Regions from separate parts of the Homo sapiens genome. Here region 2 is linked to region 1. A link is an interaction called in ENCODE POLR2A ChIA-PET data of the cell type or tissue named here. Cell type or tissue: PC-3. All regions are shown on one strand. Each heading gives the region's core, and the rest is flanking DNA. Links, peaks and the distances in the headings are about the cores only.

Region 1 (10,580 bases), core at 1-8,000:
AAGAGGCTCCAAGTTCTGGAGCAAGTATGCTCCCTCCCCTCCCCTCTGAGGGGTTTGTGGGGCCCTTGGGGCCTCCTGGGAACGTCCCAGGTGCTTCGGCCCAAGATCTGTGCTGATTCAATGCCACCCCCACAGCTGGGCAGAGCCTTGAGATGGACACTCCCTGCAAACCCTGCCCAGCCTAGAGCTGAGCACGGGGCTTTGGGGCCCCCCAATGGCTCTGCTCAGTCATTCTTCAGGGCCAGGGACCACCTTCTGGAGCCTGAGCCAGAACCTGAGCCTCCCTTCAGGCTCTTCTCTCAGCCACACCACCACCCCCCGCCTGCTTCTCACCGCCCAGCCCACATCAAGCCCTAATTCTACCCTTTTTATTCCATGTAAGAGCTTGCCCAAAAGGAGCTCTCGCCCCTAGCAACAGAAAAAGGCTTCTGTTCTTAGAAATACAGCAGCCATTTGTCCATGCCTGGAGACCCTCTTGTTCTGCCCTAGTACATCGCCTTCCCAGCTGTGGCCAGAAATTGGCTTTTCTTCCATTTCTACTTCCTTGCTGAAGCCATCTTCTCCACCTGTCTGGTGTTCATTGCACCAGGCATCCTGCTATTGCTATTCTATACTGGGGTTCTGGAGCAGCAGGAGTGTGGCCCCAAGGCAGGAACGCCTCCCATTGCCTTGATGACATTCAGCAAATCACTCTTGCCCTGGGGACCAGGTTTTCCTTCTGTAAAATGAGGGGGAGTGGACCTCATCATCTCTGATTCCTTCCAGCTTTAGAATCTGTTTCTGTGATGATGTTGGGGATTGTGCAGACCTAGTTTCCTTTGTTTACAAGATGTGGAGACTAAGAAACCCATAGAAGTGTGAAGTATAGAGTATCAAGAGCACTCCCTCTGCCTGTTCTGGGGTGTACACTGTTACCCACACTTCCAGGGAGAAAGCGCCCTGGTTGAGGGAGTGGTGCCAATGTGCAGACACATCCCAGCCTGGGACCCAGGGCTGCCCGTGCCCATCCCCCAATAGCCCTGCTGCTCCCTTCCCCCTCGCCTCCCTCCAGGGCTGTGGAGAGGAAGAAACGAGATGCTCCCTCTTCAGATGCCCTGCCCATAGGAAGGCCCATGCAGATCCTCGGGACTATGCTCTGTTCTGTTCAATCCACCTGGTGGGTCTGACCACCAGGACATGGCCCTGCCTTCCAGGGAGTAGACACTGTGTCTGCACTGTGCTCCTCTCTTGTGACAAGAGCAGGCTTGGTGCTATGGAGGCTTCCCAAGGCGTCCTGTAGGAGCATTAATCACTGAAGGAAGGGCCAGGGCAGTAGCAGGCCAGGGACAGTGGGCCCTTCCACGGAGCACAGAGCAGTGGGCCCCGCAGGAGAGGCAGGTAGGGGTGGAGGTGAGGCGCTCAGGAGCAACGCAGCCCTGTCTCCACAGCCCGGCAAGGGATTTTATGGAATACTTGAGAAAAAAATCATCAATGAATATGATGGATGCCCCCCAGCAGAGGTGCAGGGGTCCCCCCTTTTGGATCCAGGAAGCAAAAAGCTGGGGTCCTGGCCTGAGTCTGAGCAGAGGACAGTTTTGAACAAGGAGGTCCACAGGGCAAGAGGAGGGTGGGAGTGCTCCCATGCACATGGATCACTGTGCTTTGGAGTGTGTGTCCCCACTGATGGGGATGAGGATGAGTGTGAGACCAAAGGCAGCCCTCTTGGGGTAGGCAGGGGCCAAGGCCCACAGGTGGGGGCTGGGGAGGATGTGTTCTTAACAGGCGTGGCCAGACGCCTCCTCCTTCAGAAGACCTGGAAGAAGCAGGTGGAGGGAGAAGCAGAGTCACAGAGGCAAGGCAGAGACTCAGAGGCCCGGAGACTGGGGTGGCCGCAGGCAGGGCCTCCCCAGCCCCACTGCTTTCCGAGCTAGCTATCTCCAGGAGGCCAGCCTGCCCACAGGGCCCCAAAGCCCCAACCCCCAGGTGGCCCTCCCCTCTTGCAGCTGCCACAGTTTCTGCAGGGCTGCTTTGTCAGACCTCTTAGAACACAAGCAGCAGAACTAGGAAGGCCCTCAGAATGAAGGAGACGCAGGCACCGTGGGAGCCCAGGGCCCCTTTCCATTGCACCAGTGCTCCATCCTCCCACATCTCCCAAAGATCAGCCCTCCTCAGTGACCCCGGGAGCCCAGGAAGATCAAGGATCGAGACTGTCGCCCTGGACCTGCCTGCTGTGTAGCTCTGGGTGCAAGTCAAAGATCAAGCTGAAGTAAAGGTATGCTCACTCAGGGTTCAAGGGCTTATTATTAGTAACAATAATTCCCTACATATGTAAAATCTCACACCGGACATACGCTTTTTACATCATCTTGTGGCAGACCAGGTTTCACTAACACTGGCCTCCATCACAACTGTTTGAGTACTGACTGCGTGGTGAAATATTAAAAGATAAAAAAGTCAGTGCCCTTATACAAAGGCTGGAATGAAACAAAAAGCCCATCAAGAGTTTTGCCGTGGCCTTTCCTGGGTCTTAAAGCATGACATGGGAATTCTTAATAGGACCCATTTAGGATTAAACAAGCGTTACTGGGGTTCTGAAGAAACTCCCTAGGCCACCACAGACAAGTTTGTTGGGGATCTGAAGGAACTCCCCAAACCTCCGTGATTTAGCAGGAGACAAGATAAGGGTAATCACCCCAGCACCTGGACCCATTTACATTAAGTAAATTTACTAAGGCTCCAGAAGAAGGCCTTCAGGACTCAGACCTTAGTTATAGATTAAAAGAAGTTAATCACTTATGTCTTTAGAAGAATGCGCACTTATACATAGCCATATAGCTTAGAAGATATACAAGCTCTGAAAAACTTTGTAATTTTGAGTTGGTCTGGCAATAATTTCCAGGCCTTCTACCTAAAACCGGTTACAGAAATAAAAACTTCTTCCTCCCCAGTTCACCTGCATCTCGTTATTGGGCCATGAGAAATAGCAGCCCGACCCTCAGTTTGATCCAGGAACAATCTCACCAGGGCTTGCCATCAGCCCAGGACAATTGACAAGGTAAGTACTTTATCTCCATTTTACAGCCGAGGAAGGTTTGAAGAGGTTAGGAGGCTTGGAGACCACAGCTCCAGTGGTGGGATAGAGGGTAGTGGGCTACAGTTGAGAAACGGGGACCGTCGTTGCTCCTCAACCCACTTTTCTCAAGACCTTCATAGGTCTTTTTCAGCTCCCTGCACACCCAGAACAGGAGCATTTAAGAGAAGTGTTGCTTTTCATTTGTTCTTAAGACACTGCTCTCGGGCACCAGATACACCAACCGAGCGATTCTCAGAACCCCTAGCATGGGCCACAAACCAAACACGCAGAGCCGCAGCGAGGACAGAGGGTGCCGCGTGGCCCTTCCTGACATTCTTTCATCTGCACACTGTACCGTCAACTCATTTTCTGCACGGAATGAAGATACATCACTCTGCTCTGGAAAACTACATTTAGCATCTCCTTCTTTTTGTGGGGCAGGGAAGTTTTCATCGACAAAGCGTTTGTATTGCAGATGGCTCACCATATGCCACGTTCCTGCACGTTATCACCTTGTAAGCAGATTCTGTCAGGTTTTAGGAGTAAAAGCTTAATTAACAAGTGGTGTGTACAATTATGTACTTAATTATCTACTGCTTTTATTTCTTTGTTGTTTCTTGTTTTCCAAAAGTTTGGTAACAATTACAGGCAACTGTTGCCTAATGCAATTTCTCTCTGCACCTCTTTTTTTGTGTGTGTGTGTGTGTGTGTTTTTTTTTTTTTTTTTGCCATTTGTATGCTGAGAGGGGGCTTTCTCTTTTCTCCCCCCATCCACCAATTAGAACAGATAGACGCAACATGGGCCACTGATCTAAATCTCTGAGGGGTGGCCCACGTGTGTATGTGTGGGCATGTGAGTGTGTGTGTGTGTGTGTGTGTGTGTGTGTGTGTGTATTTTATTTTAAAAGAGTTTCCTGTGAGGTTGATCTGCAGTCCTGGTTAGAAACACAGACCTGAGTCTCCACGTTGCTGACTGGGCTTTCAGGGGATCTCATTCTTTCTCCATCTCCCTTTGCTGGCCCACCCTGGAGGCCAGTGGGGTTGGCTGGTCTAGGCTGGTGAGGAGGACAGGAGGTGCTGGGGGGACAAGGGACAGCCCTGCAGCACGGTGAGGGCAGAGGCAGCTTTGGGGAGCTGAGCACAGAAAGCAGGAAGAATTGTAATGGAAGCACAAGCAGCAGCAAGTTGGAGGGAACTTGCTGGGCTGAAGCCAAACCCGGAATGTGGGACTTAAAATAAAGTGAGTGGATTCGCTTGAAAGCACTTCTGCTCACATCCCTCTGAGCTAAGGAACTTCTAGAAGCCTATGCCTCCAGCACAGCTGTCTTTCATACAAATCCATGCAAGAGGGTGTCCTGTTTTAGGGAACCTCCCACAAGAGTTGAAAACTCAGTTATCAGCATGTGGTGACAGAAATGGCCCCACAGCTGACAGCGGAGGAGGCTGAACCGTCAGGTAGACAGCCCATCTGGCTTCCCAGAGGGCCGAGGGCTGGCCCTGGGTTTCTCAGCTGGCAGGTGGGGTTCCCTGGGCCCTAGTTCTGAAGCACCCTCCCCACCACACCCACCAGTGTCAGCCAAGGCTGGGTGCCATCCAAGAGGGCTAGGGAGAGTGGGTTGGAGGAAGATGCAAGGGCAGAAGAATTGCAGAATCAAGAGATCAGGGCTTCTCTTTCTCCAACTAGAGGAAGAAGCCTGAGGGACACTTCCCTGAAATGAAAACAGACAGAGGCCGGCCCCAGCATCACAGACATGAAGCCCCTGTTGCCTGCACGCTCACCGAGCTCTGTCACACCTCCTCTCTGTGCATCTGTCTCCTTATCTGGCAGCGGCTGGGTGAGGTCATCCAGCTCTGCCAGGCCTACCATCTCCTATTTCTTAGAGAAGAGTCCACTAGACTCCAAAGGGCTGTGCTCTGGGGAAAGCACAGCGGAGGACACTGTTGGGCCTGTCCTTGCCTCTGTGGTTTACCCAGGGCCTAGAACAGTGCTTGCCATGTGATGAGGGAGCTCAACAGGTGTCTGTCAAGTTAATGAAAATGTAATAGACATGCCATTTGCTGATTTGCCAGGCACATGGCTCCTTCTAAAGATAGCTGCTCTGTCCCACCGGGAGACCCCCAGGTCTCTGTCTGTGCCTGGTCCCAGCTGACCTAAGGGCAGCCCATCAAGGCACGTCAACCTGAGATGTGGTCTGGGATGAAGAAACGACACAGGGCAAATGGGTTCTGCTTCTCAGAAGGTTGATCTGGGAAGTACTCAGAGCATGAGTGATTAGCATTGGGCATTGAAGCTAAAAAGATCACTGGAAAGAAAAGGAAGAGGTGAGTAATAAATGGCTGAGGCAGCAGCTGCAGTCCTGAGTGGAGAGAGAATCTGGTGCGCCAGGAGGGGAGGCCCTCTGCTCCAACGTCCGCCTGCCCTCAGCATCCTGCATTGCTTCCCCTGGCAGACCCTTCCCTATGCAGAAATCTTTCCCTGCAATCTCAGATACCTTCAGGGCAAGCCCTGGGAAAACAAGCTTGAAATGATAGAGGCAGGAGGTGGATGCATCTTCCCACACCTGGGGTCCAGAAAGCAGCATCTGACCAACTTCAGAAACCAAACAAGAATTTGGGGACATGTGAGGGGATCATTTATCCAAGCTGGGATTTAGGGAAAAGCTCCAAACGTTACTTGAAGGGCCCCAGTAGAAGAATGGAAAGTTAATTGCCAGGACAACTTCCCCACTGCAGGGTAGGGTTGGGATGGGTGAGAAAGTAGGGGAGAAAGTGGTGACAGGTAGGAGTAGAGACTCAGAAAGCCTGAGGAATGAATGGGCACTCTTGTTCCCATGCACAGGATGAAATGGCATCTTGGCGCTTTTGCTGAACAAGGCAACACTGGGTCTGTCTGACCTGAGGACACTCCATCCCAGCAGGACCCTAATGGAGCAACCCACCTGGTCTTTCACCTGTCAGAGGAAAGCACCTCTTCAAGCACATGGCCAGGGAGGCTGATGGGGCTGGAAAGCAGGAACCATACACCACCTGGGTCTGTGCCTGGGAAGGTGAGCTCTTCCGCTGACCCTATACCTGCTACAGAGACCCAGACAGCAGGGCCCTCTCCTAAGTGACTTTCAGCTGCAGACACGGCTTCCATCATCATGCACCATTCCCTAATCTATTCCCTCCAGTGGGGAGGAATCCAGACTGCAAGGCTGAAGGCCACCTTCACGGAGAAGCATGGGTGGGCCAGGACAGACCCCCTCCCCAATCCGCTGCTGGCCACAGCTCAGGGACACATTGAGTCATGTAGTACCCTTCCCTCTTCTGTCCAGAGCCATTCCTCAGAACTGCCTTCAGGAGGCCCTGACCACTGCATGCACACGCATGCAGTGGAAGCTGCAGTAGGGTAGAGGACAGCTAGGAAGGTCAGGATGGGGCAGTCAGTGAAATTTGGGGACTGCTGGAAAAGGCTTGGGACTGTGCCTTCCTTGCAGAAGCAAAGGAGAGAGAGATATGCTCACTTCCAGAGGTGGAATCCAACTACCAGGACCAGGTTAGGGACCTGCCCATGGGGTCCCGGCTGCTCTCCATGCTGGTGATGGTGGTGTTCCTAGAATGACATCACACAAGTGCTGAAAGTGGGGAGTGGTTGGGAGGAGAGCCCCATAACTCGCTTGCTCTCGTGGGTGTTTCTCAGTCCTACTTCCCTGCCCCACACCAGAGGGTTGCTCTTCCAGCCTCCCCAGCCACCCAGCCCCACCACCCCTGCAGAGCCAGCTTGCCCTCTCTAACCCTCCCTTCTCCTGCCTCTCCCCCAGGTCTGCTGCTACCACCTCTTGGGGGTCCCCACCCTGAGCTCAGTGGGCCCCCAGCCCACACCACAGGCTGAGGGAGGCTTGGTTGTCATGGTGACGTCCAGGTACCCAGAATAAAGAAGGGGCTGCTGGGGAGTGGCACAGTCATCTGTACATCAAAAACAGTTGCTGGCTCTGCTCCTTTCCAGCTTTGCACTGACCTGTCTATCCAGGCCTCACTTGGGCCAGAGCCCAGCTTCACGAAGCCTTGCCTGGCCTTGTCAGGCACAATCAATTGTTCCCTCATCTGATCAGCCCTTACACCCGTCCACGGCAGGCTGGCCACTGCACTATGCTAACTTGAGCTGCGTCTGTTCCCTGGCCAGGGTGGGGTGCTCCCCTGCGGTCTACTTTAATGAGTCCACCCCCACCACAGCTCTCTGGGAGGGTTCCTAGGCAGACTGCACCTTGGCTGAGCCAATAAGTGGAACCCACCCCCCCTTCCTATCTACTCCTTTGACCCAGATCAAGCATCAGCTCCCGTGAGCTCTTCTCCCAAGAATTTTAGTCCTGTTCATCTCTGTGTTGACACCGTTCATGTCCAATAAGCTTCTCTTGCAGTTGATGGGTGTGGGGTGGGGTGAGGGCAAGAGGGCCCAAATGGGCTGCTGAAGCCAGGCCTGGGAAGGAGGGGCTAGGGAGCAGTGGGGATATGGGAAATGAGGGCAGGCCACGGCATAAGGAAGGGGAAGGCTGGCTTCCTGGCCCCTTGCTGGCCAGACACACTGTCCTGGAGCTCTGAGTAGCTTTAAACCATACCCACCAGGAATTAAGTGTTGAGAGAAAATGAGCCTGCAGGTGCTGGGGTTTGGAACAATGCCATGTGAAGAGGCCTCCTTTCAAGGCTGCTGGATCAGGTGACCTTGAGGACATCTCACACTGAGAGGGTGGGGTACAGCGTGTAAAGGTGTGCCTAATGGATGCCAGTGTGTGGAGGAGGGCCCACTCCATCCCAGGAGGCAGATGTTGGTCAGGAGCGTGAATGGGGGACTTAGCTCCTGGTCATAGATATGTGCAGGCGTCAGCTGTAGGACTCTGGTGAACAGGAGAGGCAGGTCCAGGTGTATTTACATTTCTTTCTGACTCTGCCTAATTATTTCTCCCAATTGCTCCCACTTTGAGCCCAGCCCAAGGTTGTCCTTTGATCAACACTGCCATGCCTCCCAACGCTAATCTGCCAACCATAAGCGTCCCGAGCTTCTCTCGCCCGGACATTAACCATGAGTCCTCTGGGCTGGCATGTGCAATGGGCCCAGCCGGAGTGCTGCTGGGAAACCTGCTCAGGGGGCGAGCTGAGCCTCCTGGGATAATTCTGACTAAATGATTCTTCACGGAGTTGACTTGAAATGTGATGAATGGGTCCCCAGTGCTCTTAAAGCCTCCGAAGTCAGAGCCACAGAAAAGACTCTGGGAGTGGCCTTGAGTCCAGCCCTGGAGAAAACCAAAGGTTGGAGTCATGAAGTAACTGCTTATCCACTCAGTGACGGCAGAGTTGAAACTAGGACCCAGGACTTGCCTCCTTCTTCTTCTCATGCCACAAAGATAAGAACATGCATTTCCTGACATGCAATTTGCTAACCTCTTCCCAGGTTATGTGTGTGAAAGTACCAGGCTACCAGATGGCGTTGAGTCCGAATTAAGGTGGTGTCTCATTGCATTTCACATCATGACCAAGCAATGTCTTACCACCCCACAAAAAGCCAACTGAGGCTTCCTTGAGTGGAAAGACCACAGTGTTGAGGGCAGGGGCTCTGTGAGCAGGTACCTAGAGCTAGAAGTCAAAACAAGGAAATGTTTCGAGGGAGGAAGGCAAGTTAAATGTCAGGCCTCTGAGCCCAAGTTAAGCCATCATCATATGCCCTGTGATTTGCACGTATACATCCAGATGGCCTGAAGCAACTGAAGATCCACAAAAGAAGTGAAAATAGCCTGTTACCGCCTTAACTGATGACATTCCACCACTGTGATTTGTTCCTGCCCCACCCTAACTGATCAATTGACTTTGTGACAATACACCCTCCCCACCCTTGAGAAGGTACTTTGTAATATACTCCCCGACCCTTAGGAAGGTGCTTGGTAATATTCTCCCCACCCTTGAGAATATACTTTGTAAGATCCACCCCCTGCCCACAAAAAATTGCTCCTAACTCCACCACCTATTCCAAACCTAGAAGAACTAATGAAAATCCCATCATCCTTTGCTGACTCTTTTCGGACTCAGCCCAACTGCACCCAGGTGATTAAAAAGCTTTATTGCTCACACAAAGCCTGTTTGGTGGTCTCTTCACAGGGAGGCGCATGACATTAAAGACAAGGAAGCTGCCCTCTTTTGTGTGCCCCTACCCTCTCCTACCCTCTCCCCTACCCTCTCTCCCCTACCCTCTCCCCTACCCTCACTCTCCCCTACCCTCAGCCTGAATCTGCCTTTGGTTAAATGCCTGATGGAATTTTGCAAAAATGAGAGATTTGCTCGGATCACCCCAAATTCCACTGGGTGGAGGATGGGCGGGGAGCTCCAGCAGTGAGAGCGTGGCAATGGAACTGCTTTGTCGAGCTGAGACAAGCATGTCTCTTCTGGACAGCAGATGGGCCCTCTTTGTGAGCCTGTCGCTGCAGACCCGTCTGGGTCCCTGTAAAAAGTAAAGGTTCCTCTATCAAACACTTTCCTCCCCGTCTAATTAGGAATAAATAGTAACTTCTCTTAGAAGCAAAATTTATTCAAAGACCTGTGCTAACATTCTTAAATATCTGCTAGCCGTAATAAAGAAATCAATATACTTTATGTTCTTAGCTCCCACAATTTAGCCTAAATATTTGTCCTGGGTTGCTTATACTGGTCCAAGCAAGCATTAGGTCATAGCCTGTTCCTCTTCCTTATTTGAAGGTGTTTTTACCTTTCTCAGCATTACACAAGTTACTTCCTCCTTCCTTTATTCTCCTCTACCTTTGCCTCTTTTAAAAAGTTCTCAGTTGCTAGCCAATCAGGACAAATACAGAACGTGAGGTCCCGTTCCAGCCAGTGGAAACCGGATACAGCAGTAGGGTGGACGCGTCAGGTTATGAATGACCCTGTCTCCTTCGTTCGGTGTACTCGTGGCAAAACTGCTGGCGAGTGTACCCTTCCTCCAGGAAGTAAAAATGGCCTTGCTAAATAAATTTATGTTCAAGTACGATTTCTTTACGGCACCGGAAAACAAGCATTTCAAACAATTCAGCTGCTAAGGGGAGAACTATGCTCTCAAGATCACACTCAGCTAAAAACCTCACAGGTCCTCAGGTAGTGGCAACAAGGCATCCTAGCTCACATTGATTCCTTTGGCAGTTTACAGGTTTTAATACACATTCCCATGTTATTTTGAGTCTCTTAACCATGGACGAAGAGTAAGGAGAAAAAAGCTTCCCTATGCAGGTGGGAAGACTGATCTGCATCCACTCAAAAGTGAAGTGGAGTAAAACGATTCCAGGCCAGTCCGTCTCCATGCCACACGAGGCCCCGTGCCCCAGGGCATCCATGGGAGGCCACAGCTGTTGATCATAGTTCTTCCCTTTGCCCACTTTTGTCTTTACAAGTAATCATTTCTCTGTTTCCCATCAACATCTCTGTCCCAGGCAGAGATGTCACCCTTCCCCACCCTAGGCCAGACTTGAGGCTGCTGTCCCTGGCACCCCCTGCAGAGCCTGCCCCTCTG
Region 2 (11,589 bases), core at 1-8,000, 130 kb before region 1:
CTGGCCATGGTGATCTTGGAAGCACATGCTGAGGTGTGGCCTCTGTCAGTAGGGTCCCTAAGTGACTGTACATACTGGATATATAGCATTATGGAAATAAATCTTCACTCTATGAAGTCACTGAGATTTGGGGGTGGCTTGTTATGCAGCAGGACCTAGTCCATCCTGCCTGATGCACTAACTCACAGCCAGGCACCCAGTATGGAGCTCTTAAGTTGAAAGCAACTTCACTTTGCCTGGCGTGGTGGCTCACGCCTGTAATTCCAGCACTGTAGGAGGCCAAGGCGGGTGAATCACTTGAAGCCAGGAGTTCGAGACTAGCCTAAGCCAACATGGTGAAACCCCCTCTCTACTAAAAATATTTTAAAAAGTAGCCAGGTGTGGTGGCGCATGCCTGTAATCCCAGCTACTCGGGAGGCTGAGGCAGAGGAATTGCTTGAATCTAGGAGGTGGAGGTTGCAGTGAGCCAAGATCATGTCATTGCACTCCAGCTTGGGCAACAGAGCGAGACTCCATCTCAAAAAAAAAAAAAAAAAAAAAAAAAGCCGGGCACAGTGGCTCACGCCTGTAATCCCAGCACTTTGGGAGGCCAAGGTGGGCGGATCACCTGAGGTCAGGAGTTCGAGACCAGCCTGACCAACATGGAGAAACCCTGTCTCTACTAAAAATACAAAATTAGCAGGGCGTGGTGACACGTGCCTGTAATCCCAGCTACTCGGGAGGCTGAGGCAGGAGAATCGCTTGAACCTGGGAGGCGGAGGTTGCGGTGAGCCAAGATCGTGCCATTGCACTCCAGCCTGGGCAACAACAGCAAAACTCCATCTCAGAAAAAAATAAACAAAAACAAGCAAAAAAAAAAAAAACAAAGCAACTTCACTTGAGTCAGGTACTCAAATAGTTCATTGCACAAACATATCCTATATCATAGTCACTCCTAAGGGTCAACTCTGGACCCCTGGCTTTACAATCACACCTCTGTGTCTCCAGCTAGGAATTTTCAGATGGAGACACTGAGGGTCAGAATGGTTGCAGAGTTTTCCCGGGGTCCAGAGCTATCAGGCACCAATGCTGGGACTCGGCCGTGATGAGTCTGTCTCACTCTGAAGTCGACGCCCATTCTGACCACGTGCAGTCTGCTTGGACGGGGAGTGGCTGCTGAGTTGCTCTGGCTGTCTCTGGGAGTCTCGGAGACCCAGGACCAAGACCCAAGTCAGGCTCTTAGGGCCAGGGTGCTGTCTGGGGCCCTCTTTATGCTGTTTGCCTCAGTAACCTGTGTCAGGATAGGGAGCTTTCAGAAGCTGCACCTGACTGGGCAGCAAGAACCGCACACCCAGGGGCAGCATGCTGCTGGTGGGCAGTGTCTAACGAAGTGCTTGGCAGCGTGGATTCTTAGGGCCCTGGGTGAGGGCTCCCACCCGGGGGGCCTGCCAAGACCTTACCCAAATCCTCACCACCACAATCTGCAGAGTAGGAAAGTAATCCCCTAGAGGCACGATAATTCTCAAATGTATGTAAATATGTTGGTAATTAACAAAATACAAATTCATTTAAAGGCATTATTGAATTCCTAGTAGTTTTTGTCATCGTCTATTTTTCTCAATCAACAGATCCTAAAAGTATAATGAGTATTGCATAGGGACTGGTAGGGAAAAAACTGTGTTGACAAATGGGTCCTGGAGAAGAGGTTAGGAGAGGTACTGCTCCTGGCTGAGATCAGGGTGGTTTGAGGGGTCTGGGAAGGAGTCCAGGAGGAGGGGAGATGTTGGCTCAGCCTTGGGGAGCTTGGGGAGGGCCTGCTTTGGGGAGTGTGTGTACAGGGAGCAATAGGGAAGGGCAAGGAGATGGTGGGAGGCGATGGCTGGAGGGGAGTGTTGTGTGGAGGAGGAGGATGCGGGAGTGCTTGGCTGGCCTTGCCAGTGCTGCAGCAGCAGGGCGTCTGCAGAGGCAGCCGGCAGTGGAGGGGGACGGAGAGTGAGCCCAGCCTGGCCAGCCAGAGGAGATGCTGGCCTGGGCCCCAGCTCAGTGCAGGGAGGTGGCACCCTGAGATCACCAAGGTGCTGAAGCCTTCGGGACCACATCCCGATAAATCTTAGGTGGTGGGGAGAGGGCTTTCTGGGTAGAAGATAATTAAGAAACAGCTTGTAGCAAAAGAAAACTGTAATATAAAATGTGGCAGACGGCAAAGCAGCATGGTTTATGGCCTGCCCTCTCACCTCTGAAGCTCTAACTTACATTTCACAGGTCTCTCGGAGCCAGAGGTTTGGTACAAGTACCATTCAATGTCTTTGTGATGCCCGAGGGAGCATTTTTTAATCTATTAGAGATGAGAGGACCCAAAAACCATTTAAAACCACTTAGGTTGTAATGGGCAGGAGAAATTTGGAGTTTCTCACATGGCTGAGGGGTTGTGCATCATCTGGGGCCATCCAGGTTGGAAGGCACAAGCTTATTTTCCAGGGGGAAAAATGGAGTTTTAAAATCCATTCTAAAAATGACTCAAGGGCTGTAGGATGGTGCGCCCTCTGTCCGTGTGGCTCTCCGGCTCGGTGGGATCAATACCTAGTGCTGGGGGACTTCACACATCACTTTCCCAGCCGTGGCTGAAATATGTGGCTTAGGAGAGCATCTCTTCCCTGGAGAAGGCTTGGTTTCTAGAATCACAGAGCAATACTTCATATTCCTCAGTCATAGAAACTTATTTCGGGGCTGATTTTATCCTTTGAGAGGGTTTTTTTTTTCTTTTTTTTTTCTTAACATTTAAAATCTCCCAACATTTCTCCAGCTTGAGGACCAAATACGATTTTAATACAGAGATTATTAGTTTAGAAACCCTTCAGCCACTGACAAATGTACTTAGCAGCACCAACAATGTTCTGATCTTGCTGTCAAGGTGGGAGAAACATGGGGGCAAGATGACTCACGAAGTCAAGTGCCACTGGAAGGGCTGCTCTGGGGGAGGCAGAGGCTGCGAGGGCTTCTCCCTCTTGGCCCCCTAATAGATCCTGACCCCTGGACACGCAGCTCCTCAGCCATGGTTAGCAACTGCTTTGACAGCCCCTCCCAGCCATGCTTTTCTCCTCCGGACTTTGCCTCTTGAAGCTGCACCCAGGATTTTGGATATTGCTAAACACCCAGACCTGCCTACACATTTCCCAGCCTCCAACACCCTGCCCCACACCTGCTGCCTTCCTCTAAGTAATATGATCAGCCACCACCTGTCTTGTGCAAGAGACCTATGAGCCACAGACGTAAGGTGTTGCCAGCGGTTAGCATGGCAGTTTTATGGTTGCAAGATGGAACAGCTCTTTAAGGTCAAAACACAATAATGGGATGGAGTGTGTGTGCGTGCATGTGTTTGTATGTTTGTGTGAGTGTGTGTGAATGCTTGTGCGTGTGTGGGAGTGTGTGGCTGAGGGAGAATGCAGGCAAGGTTTTTCCCCACCAGAGGGCAGCAGCACACACGTTGAGGCCCCAAATGCCTGAGAGGGATTAACTGGAAACTAAAGCCAGCACCCACCTCCTCACCCAGCCACTGGGGGACACATTCTTGGAACTGCCCTAGGTTTGCCTGGCTTTGCCCAGACCTGTCCCAGAGAGCCTCGATGGCAGCTGAAGTTCTGCCTCCACCAGGCAGATGTTTTTGAAAAGCTCAGAAGCCATCATTGAGGTTGGATTCTCCCCATAACGTTCTATAACATCTCTTGCCCTCCCCTCCCACTGCTTAACCAGGGTCAGGGGCTGAAGGGGAGGGGGTGGGAATGGGCTGGGGGTGGTGGGGCACTTGAGAGCCCATCTGGGCAGAGCAGGATGGGGTCTCCAGCGATCTCCACCCCATCTGTCCATCCCGCCCAGGCTGTGGCACCCTGGTGGGTGGGTGAGGCCTCTCAGCTGCCAGCTGGGCCTCCCAGCCCCGGATGAGTTGCAGTAACTATTATTAAGGTAACACACTGCAACTGCAGCCCGCGGGCCAGCACGCGCTGCCACCCTGCGCCTCCCCAGCCAGTGCACGTGCTTTCTTCCCTGAAGGACCTGATGCTCATAAAGTTTATTGCTGTTCCCTGTGGCTGCTAGTGAACAAGAGAGCAACCATCCGGGTTTCTGCCTGGGAAGGATTTATTCAGGCTCTGTGGAGGGCAGGAGAAAGAAGGAGATGCCGCTGGCCAGGGGGTGGGCTTGGCCTGGCCTGTGACCCCCGGAAGCAGCAGAGGACAGGGAGGGCCCCAGAGGCCACAGGAGCATTGAGGGGCAGGGATGCAGGGAAGTGGCCCAGGAGGGGACAGGAGACCTGGTTCTGCCTCAGGCTCCCTGAGCCTGCCTCTCGGGGCCTCAGCTTCCCTATCTGTACTGAGAGCTGTCTGACCCTGCCATGTTCTTACCCTCCTATGGGACAACCCCCCCTTTGATTCAGCAAGGCAAAGTGGTGGGGAAAAATCACCATGGTGGGGGGTCGGGGGGCTGGCAGAGGCTCTTTCTAATTGAAAGAGATTTAAGAGACCTGCTGACCCAATGCCTTTTGACTGGATCCTTTTCTAACAAAACATTAACAGACATGTAGGGCCAGCTGGGGAAAGGAGACTGCAGACAGGATGCAGACGCTCATGGGTAGTTGTTCATTTGTTAGTGGACAGTGGGTTATGTGAGGACCTGCTGAGGACTTTGTGCAGGGGAGAGGCGTGCTGTGATGTCAGAACACTCTAGCTGTAGCGTATTCAATGAAACAAATACGACAAAACTCGGGCCACTGCTGAAATCAGGCGCAGGATGTACAAGTGTGCATGAGATCATTCCCTCTATTTGTATGCTTGAAGTTTTTCATAATAAAAGGTTAAAAAATAAATGGGTAGCTTTTTAAAAATGTAGAAGGCAGAGTCCCTCCCTATGGGATCAGAATTTCAGGGGAAGGGGCCTGGCATGGGGGGTTTAAGGCCCCCAAGGCAAGCTCAGTTCTCAGGTTCACTAGGGTACCTAGAAGAGTCATGGGTGGGGGCCAAGACTCCACCACTGCCCAGGGCATCAGGGACCACCGTTTGGTGGAGACATGTCTCCCACCCCCATGACCGCCATCCCGTGGTCTACCACCACCCTGCACCAGGCCCCAGGCAGCTGCTGTAGATGCTGATGTCATCCAGCCTGGTGCCGGCCTCCTGCCCCCTCCCGTGGAAAGCTGGGGCTGCTGGGCTAGGACATGCTGTTCCTGTGCCCAGGGGATGCTGCCCGCGTTTCTTGGACACCGGCCTCTGTTAAGGGTTAACGCAGCCCCCGGTACTTGCCCCTCCCCCCAGCTTCCTCTGTAGTCCCAGTCCACCCTGAAGTGAGAGGGCTCCAGGCACCCCTGGAAGGGGAGGGGTGGAATTCCCCTGGGAGAAGGGAGAGGGATGAAAGAGGAACAGATGCCAGAATTCCTATACACTGAACTGTCCCAACGCCCTACCCCACCCCCGCCACACACAGATGGACAGACCTCCACGAAGACGCTGGCACCTCCGTGGGGCAGACTCCTGGCCAGCCTGGAATGGAGACAAGACCCCAGGGTACAGACAGGCCCTGTGAACACGAGACCCTCTCTCCCCTCAGTCAGGCCCCGTCAAAGAGGCTGGCCCTGCCCATCCCTGCCTACAAGGCAGCACTCACCAGAGCTTCCTCCGAGATCGTGGGGAGTGTATGGAAGGCAGGGCCCAGGAATCTTGTCTCTCAGTGCCCACCATGTACAGGCATCAGGCAATGGCCCGTCCCAGCGTGGAGCATTTGCTGTTCACCAGAGCCCTGGTGCGGGAGGTCTGCCCGGGAGGGCCGGGCTGCCGTGGCCTGGGGAGGGAAGGGTCACCTGACCCTCTGGGGAAGGGCTGGTGGGGACTGGCATGTCCAGCTGTCAGCTGGGTGTTCTGCTGCTCTGGGGCAGGGCCAGAGGGGCTGGAAGGGAGGGGACAAAGAGGAGGAGAGAGAAGAGGGGAGGAGGAAAGGAGGACTGGTCTGAGGCAGGGGAGAGTTCAGCTCAGCTGCCCACGTAGATGTCAGGACCTGGGCACCAAGGGCCCATCACCCCAAGGCCCTGGTTATTTTTTGATTCCTAATTCAAAAGGAAAGGGGTGAGTCTCGGGTTGGGGGGTTCATGCTCTCCCTTCTGCTGGGCTTCTTGCCCCATCCTCTCTGCAAGAACCTCACTGCAGCTTACCCCATACTGTGGCTGCCAGAGAAGGAAAGTCAGGCGGCAAGACGTTCCATCAGTCAACAGTCAGTTAGACTGAGGACAATCAGGCCATCAACAAGCATTTTTTGAGACCCCCTGCTAGGGCTGACCAAGCACCCCCAGTGTCAGGGGATTACAGCTGGGGGGCTCAGCAAGTCAGAGGGCAACTCCAGGATAAGTGTCTGGTGAGAGAATAGAGGACTTTGCAGAGAGTGAGGAGGGCATCCTGGAGGAGCTGACCGGCTGAGAGCTGAAGGAGAAACAGGGTCATTTGGTTGAGTGGGGGAGGGTGGTGAGAAGGGGGCTCTAGCTACAGGAGAGGCTGTGCAGAGGCCCAGAGGCCCAGAGGCCCAGAGGCAGGTGGGAGCAGGGTCAGGGAGGTGGAAGCTGCAGGGAGTGGGACTGGGGAGAGATGGGGCAGGGACGAGGTGGCCTCACCAGCCTCTGTCCTCAGCCTCTGGGAGGAACTGAGGTGCTTTATGCCAGGAAGAGTCGGCTCAGGCTTGTGTTTAAAACTCTCAAAGGTGGGCAGACAGATGCTGTCCTCTGGGAGAGTCCTAGCCTGGTTGGGAGAGGGGGCAGTGTGGGGAAGGAGACGGCGAGTTCCTGAGATGTTCAGGAATCAGGCTGGTGGACCGGGAGAGAGGGGGTGGGAGCAAAGGACAGGGTTCATCAGGGGACAGGCTTCAGGTCCAAGTAACCCTGGACCAGTATTAGGAAGATCAAGCTACCCTGGACATCTGGCTGAAGTTCCCCTGGGCACTGGTGCCCCACCTGCCTTTCCTGGGCTGCTCCATATGTGGATGAGGGGCTCAGCCTCCTCTCTGGCCAGAGATGCTGCTTGCTCCACTCGGGCCCAGGTTGCCCACTGGTCTGGTTCAGCCTCTCTCGGACTCATCCCCCAGGACCCCCTTACCCATCTTCTGGTCCCTCCAGACCTGTTGGTGTAGTACTTACTCCATTTCCACATGTCCATGGAGAACATGTTCCAGGACGGCCCCTTCTCCCTCACCGCTCATTTCACAGAGGTAAGATGGGGCAGGTGGACTGAACCCATTCTCCTGGCCCTCACCCGCCAGCCATTGTCCATTCAGTGCCCTCTACGCCCACTTCAACGCTCAGCACAGCAGGAGCCGCTCAGCAGATGTGTTAGCGGCAAGAGAACAAGGGGTGGCTGGGCACGGTGGCTCACACCTGTAATCCTAACATTTTGAGAGGCAGAGGCAGAGGCAGGAGGAATGCTTGAGCTCAGAAGGCTGAGGCTGTGGTAAGCCATAATTGATCATGCCACTGCGCTCCAGCTGGGCGACACAGAGAGACCCTGTCTCCAAAAAAAAAAAAAAAAAAAAAAAAAGCCTCCCGTGATGGGGAGGCTGCAGCCTGTGTGGGGCTACCTACCTGCCCAGCTGCCTTCGGGTGGCTGAGCTCCTCTCCCATCTCCACTGTGTGGATGGACGTGGGCCTCCCCACACCCAGAGAGGGAAGAGCCCCACAGAAATAACAGGAATTCCTGGGGTGCCCTGAAGCCTGGTTTAAAGTGGGGTGGGGATCCGATCCTCCCCTCCCTGCCCCCTGACTCCCCCCTGCAGGGTGACTGACTGATCACATTTCACCAGGGAAGGCACATGGCCTCTTGTGTGCTCTGTCCCTCCCCCTGCCCAGCTGTGTGCTGGGCTCCGGTTACCTGGCCCTGGAAGAGGGTATGACCTCCTTTCCCCCCAGCCCTGCGCCACCTCTCCTCTCCCTATCAGGCTGGACTCACATCCCTATTCTGGGAATCCCAGAACCACCACAGGGATGAGCAGGAGGCCCTTCAGGTTCTAGAGGGGGAAGGACTTCCCACTTGAGCAAGATGGCCAGTGAGTGCCCTGGCCCCCAGGTCTCCAGGAGGGCCTGTCCACATTCCACCACCTGCTTTCTGCGTTTGTTTTGCTGCTGTTGTAAAGAGCAAGGTTCCATATTGACTTCTTATTCTTCTATTTATGTAACAACATTTTCGAGCCCTTAATATGTGATCTGAGACATACAGCAGTAAACACACACAGGGCCCCACCGTCCAGAACTGGTACTTTCCTTATGCAATCAAATAGGGCACTTTATTTCTGTTTTCCAACTTCAGCCAATTTCTCTCCATGGTCGTTTCCCCAAAGCTCAGCTTCCCTTCCAAGATGCCTGCTGCTATGCATCTTTCCATAGCCATGTCTGTGACCCACCTTGCTCCCTGCTGCTTCCTAGTCAGTGGGGCAGATGGCCCCACTGACTAGGAAGCAGCAGGGGTGCCACCACTCAGGTCCTCAGGGACAGACAACCTCTGCAGGCCGTGTGTGTGTGTGTGCGCGCGGCCCCGGGAATGGGAGGTGTGAGGGGAGCCACCATGCCCACCCTATGACCATGATCAGTAGAAGCAGGTTAGGGGGAGGGCCGGCCCTGCCCTGAGCTCTTCACACACTTTATCTTGTTTGGTCCTCACAATAGCCTTGTGAGGGAGGGGCCATCATTCCCCTCATTTCACAGTGGAGGAAACAAGAGTGGCCTAGCCTGGTCCTGACTTCTGGAAATCAGTCCTGACCAGCGTGGCACTCACTATTCTGTGGACTGGAGCATCCTAGGCCAGCCCTTAGATGCCACCATTCGGAGGAGAAAACCCCTTGGGCTCATAGGCATGCACTTACTATTTGGTGGGCAGGTCTCTCTCTGGCCAGCTCCCCCTTGGCCTCTCCCTCCCCAGCCTGGACTGACCTTTGAGGACTTCCCACTTCACTGCTGCCTTCCCTGGCTGTTCATCCATCACTATGTCCTGTGGATTTCATGTCCCAAACATTTCTCAAATTAGTCCCCTTTTCTCCATCTCTATGGCCCTGGCCTGGCCCACCATGTGGTCATGGATGACTTCAGTAGCTCCTCATGTTCTCCCACATCTCTTTACAAGCCTGCTCCTACAAGCCATTCTCCCCAGAGTGATGTTTAGAAACAATTCAAGTCACGTCACTTTGCTGCTTAATACTCTTCAGTGGCTCCATCCTTAGAATAAAGTCCAAATTTCACCCCCAGCGTTCAGCCCCTGCCCACCTCCTCAGCCCCACCTCACACCTGGTTAACTCCTCTTCATCCTTCAGATGCCAGCTCCAGCTCCAGTGTCACCACCTCCAGGAAGCCCTCCCCGCCCTTTCTGACACAGTCCACCACCTCGTCCCTTTTTTTAGAAGTGCTTATGCCAGCTGTAGTTGCATATTTATGTGTGTGACTTGCTCCTTGCCTGTCTCTCTTCCTTGGGGATGGTGACTTGGCTCAGTTTGCTCAACGCTATGTCCTCAGCATGTAACCCAGCGCCAGCCTTCCAGTACTTGTTTGGTGAATGAATGAATGAGTGGATAAACACGTGGACACATTCTGGGTCTCTGGCTTTCCCTCCTGGGCTCGCCATGCTCTGGCTTGCACAACAGCGGTTTCCTTTCCTCTCCCTGACCCCAGTTAATGGGGGCCTTTGGCTCGGTTGCTGTGGCTCTGTGGCATCATCCCTCCTCAACAGCTGCCCCTGTCCCTGCTCCCATGACCCAGTGTTCCTGCCCTAGAGACAACAACCTCCACCTCATTCTAGGACATGTCATCACCCCTTCCCACAGTGTAAACATGGGTGGCGGCTACAGACCTGCCCAGGTTCCAGTAAAGCCCCTCCTCCCATGCTGGGCTCCCCTCTCGCTGCACCCCAGCTTGGCATAGCACCTTCCCCTTCCTTCTCCTCCCCGCCGCCCCACTCCCTAGAAAGTGCAGGATGGAGCATGCCCTGAGAGAGGTCACTGTCCAGCCCTTTGCAGCAAGGGGGGGCCTTGTGGCTAGGCGGCTTGTGGCTTCCCTATCATCACATCCCTGCTGGCCTGACCTGGCCCCTAGCTCCCAGCCCCACCTGGGAGCTTCCAGCCTGGGTGTTGGATCCAGTTCAGGTCGTTGCATCAGAGCCTGCCCTGTCGGGCTCCCCAACAGCTGAAGATACTGGGGTAGAAGGGCCGGCCCAGACCACTACAGCCGGGAATGTGGGAGGATGAGCTGTTGAGCCACAGATTGCAAAATCTGGGAGGTGATAAACTCTCTCTGGAAGGCAGATGGCCCCACTGACTGGGAAGCAAGGGTGTTACCACTTAGGTCCTCAGGGACAGACAACCTCTGCAGGCCGTGTGTGTGTGTGTGTGTGTGTGTGTGTGTGTGTGTTTGGCCCCGGGAATGGGAGGTGTGAGGGGAGCCACCATGCCCACCCTATGGCCATGATCAGTAGAAGCAGGTTAGGGGCAGAGGGCCGGCCCTGCCCTGAGCTCTTCACACACTTTATCTCGTTTGGTCCTCACAATAGCCCTGTGAGGGAGGGGCCATCATTCCCCTCATTTCACAGCAGAGGAAACAGAGTGGCCTAGCCGGGATTTGAATCTGGGGCCCCCACTCCTAACACGGATTCATTTTCCGGCAGCCCTCGGTCACACCTTGGTGCAAAGACACGTCTCCACCCAACGGGGAAGGCACGGGTCACCCCTCCACTTCCCCAGCCAAGCCCGGCGCCATGTTTGGGCCTGGAGAAGGCTGGGAGGAGGGGAGGAGATGACTGCCCCTGCATGTGGACACAGGCTGGGGACTTGGCACTGGGCTAGCTCTCCCAGCAGCGCTGGGTCATTCATCCACATCCCCCCAGACCACACCACATCTGGCTGAGGCCCAGGGAAAAGATATCCCTGCTGAGGGTCACATGGGGAGCTGGGACGCAGAGGACCCAAAGCTGCCACCTCCCAGGCCAGGACAGTGCTCAAGAAGTCAGGTTCTTGTGGACTTTTAATCCACGCAAGAGCCAATGTGTGACATTGAGAAGCCAATTACACGCCGTTGATACTCCACCCCGTGTCTCCTTTGTCCCACAAACAATCTGTGTGTAACATTTACAAGGCCTTCACGGTGGCTGACATCAAGGACTGCAGGAGGAAGGTGGCCAGCTGGGGCCCCGCCCTGCCCACTGGTCCTTGGAGAACTTTGCTGCCTTCTCTAGGGTGGAGGGCCTCTTTCCTCAAGAGAACAGGCTGCCACCTGCCTTCCAGGCACGAGGGGGAGACTGGGAGGACCCTGCCCTGAGCATCTCCCCAGGGCATGCCTGAGCCTGCCACTCTTGTTGGTTTGACAGCTTTGTTGGCTCTGCTCAGAGCAGTCCTTTAGAGAAAGAAAGAAAATCCTGAAACACCACAGCTGGAGGGGCCCTGAGAGGCCACCTGATAACAGTCCTTTCATTTTCCAGGAGAGGAGAGACAAAGTTAGGCTGCAAAGAGGTGAGAGGCCCTGCCTGGGGTTGCAGGGTGGCTAGTGGATGAGCCAGAACTAAACCCCAGTCTCAGAATGGCCAGTTCCTTCTGCTGCACAGAATCCAGGCT

The links. Peaks named below come from ENCODE experiments on the same cell type or tissue, not always from the same donor. Only the 100,000 strongest peaks of a DNase experiment are listed, where the experiment ranks them.
Region 2: POLR2A ChIA-PET joins it to region 1 with 15 read pairs; 3 of 35 experiments call an interaction of 5 or more read pairs at or near these places.

The regions. Positions count from the first base shown.
Region 1 is chr6:33,871,026-33,881,605 of GRCh38, forward strand. It overlaps LOC105375027 (a long non-coding RNA gene), which reads left to right. Exons shown (of 4, transcript XR_007059555.1): 3 at 2,928-3,034; 4 at 3,265-3,613. Among named protein-coding and RNA genes, the nearest start is that of LINC01016, 21 kb to the right of the region's middle. RefSeq lists an enhancer at 7,578-8,078. In PC-3, for the core only: no CTCF peak of the experiment used is centred there; no DNase peak of the experiment used is centred there; H3K27me3 peaks cover 5,785 bases.
Region 2 is chr6:33,741,127-33,752,715 of GRCh38, forward strand. It overlaps IP6K3 (inositol hexakisphosphate kinase 3), which reads right to left and starts at 5,779. Exons shown (of 6, transcript NM_054111.5): 1 at 5,632-5,779. RefSeq lists enhancers at 1,771-2,460, 2,719-3,612, 3,613-4,505, 4,506-5,399, 9,682-10,241 and 1 more and a silencer at 3,378-3,507. In PC-3, for the core only: CTCF peaks have their summits at 3,408 (motif pointing right) and 3,619; DNase peaks (open chromatin) are centred at 3,325 and 3,435.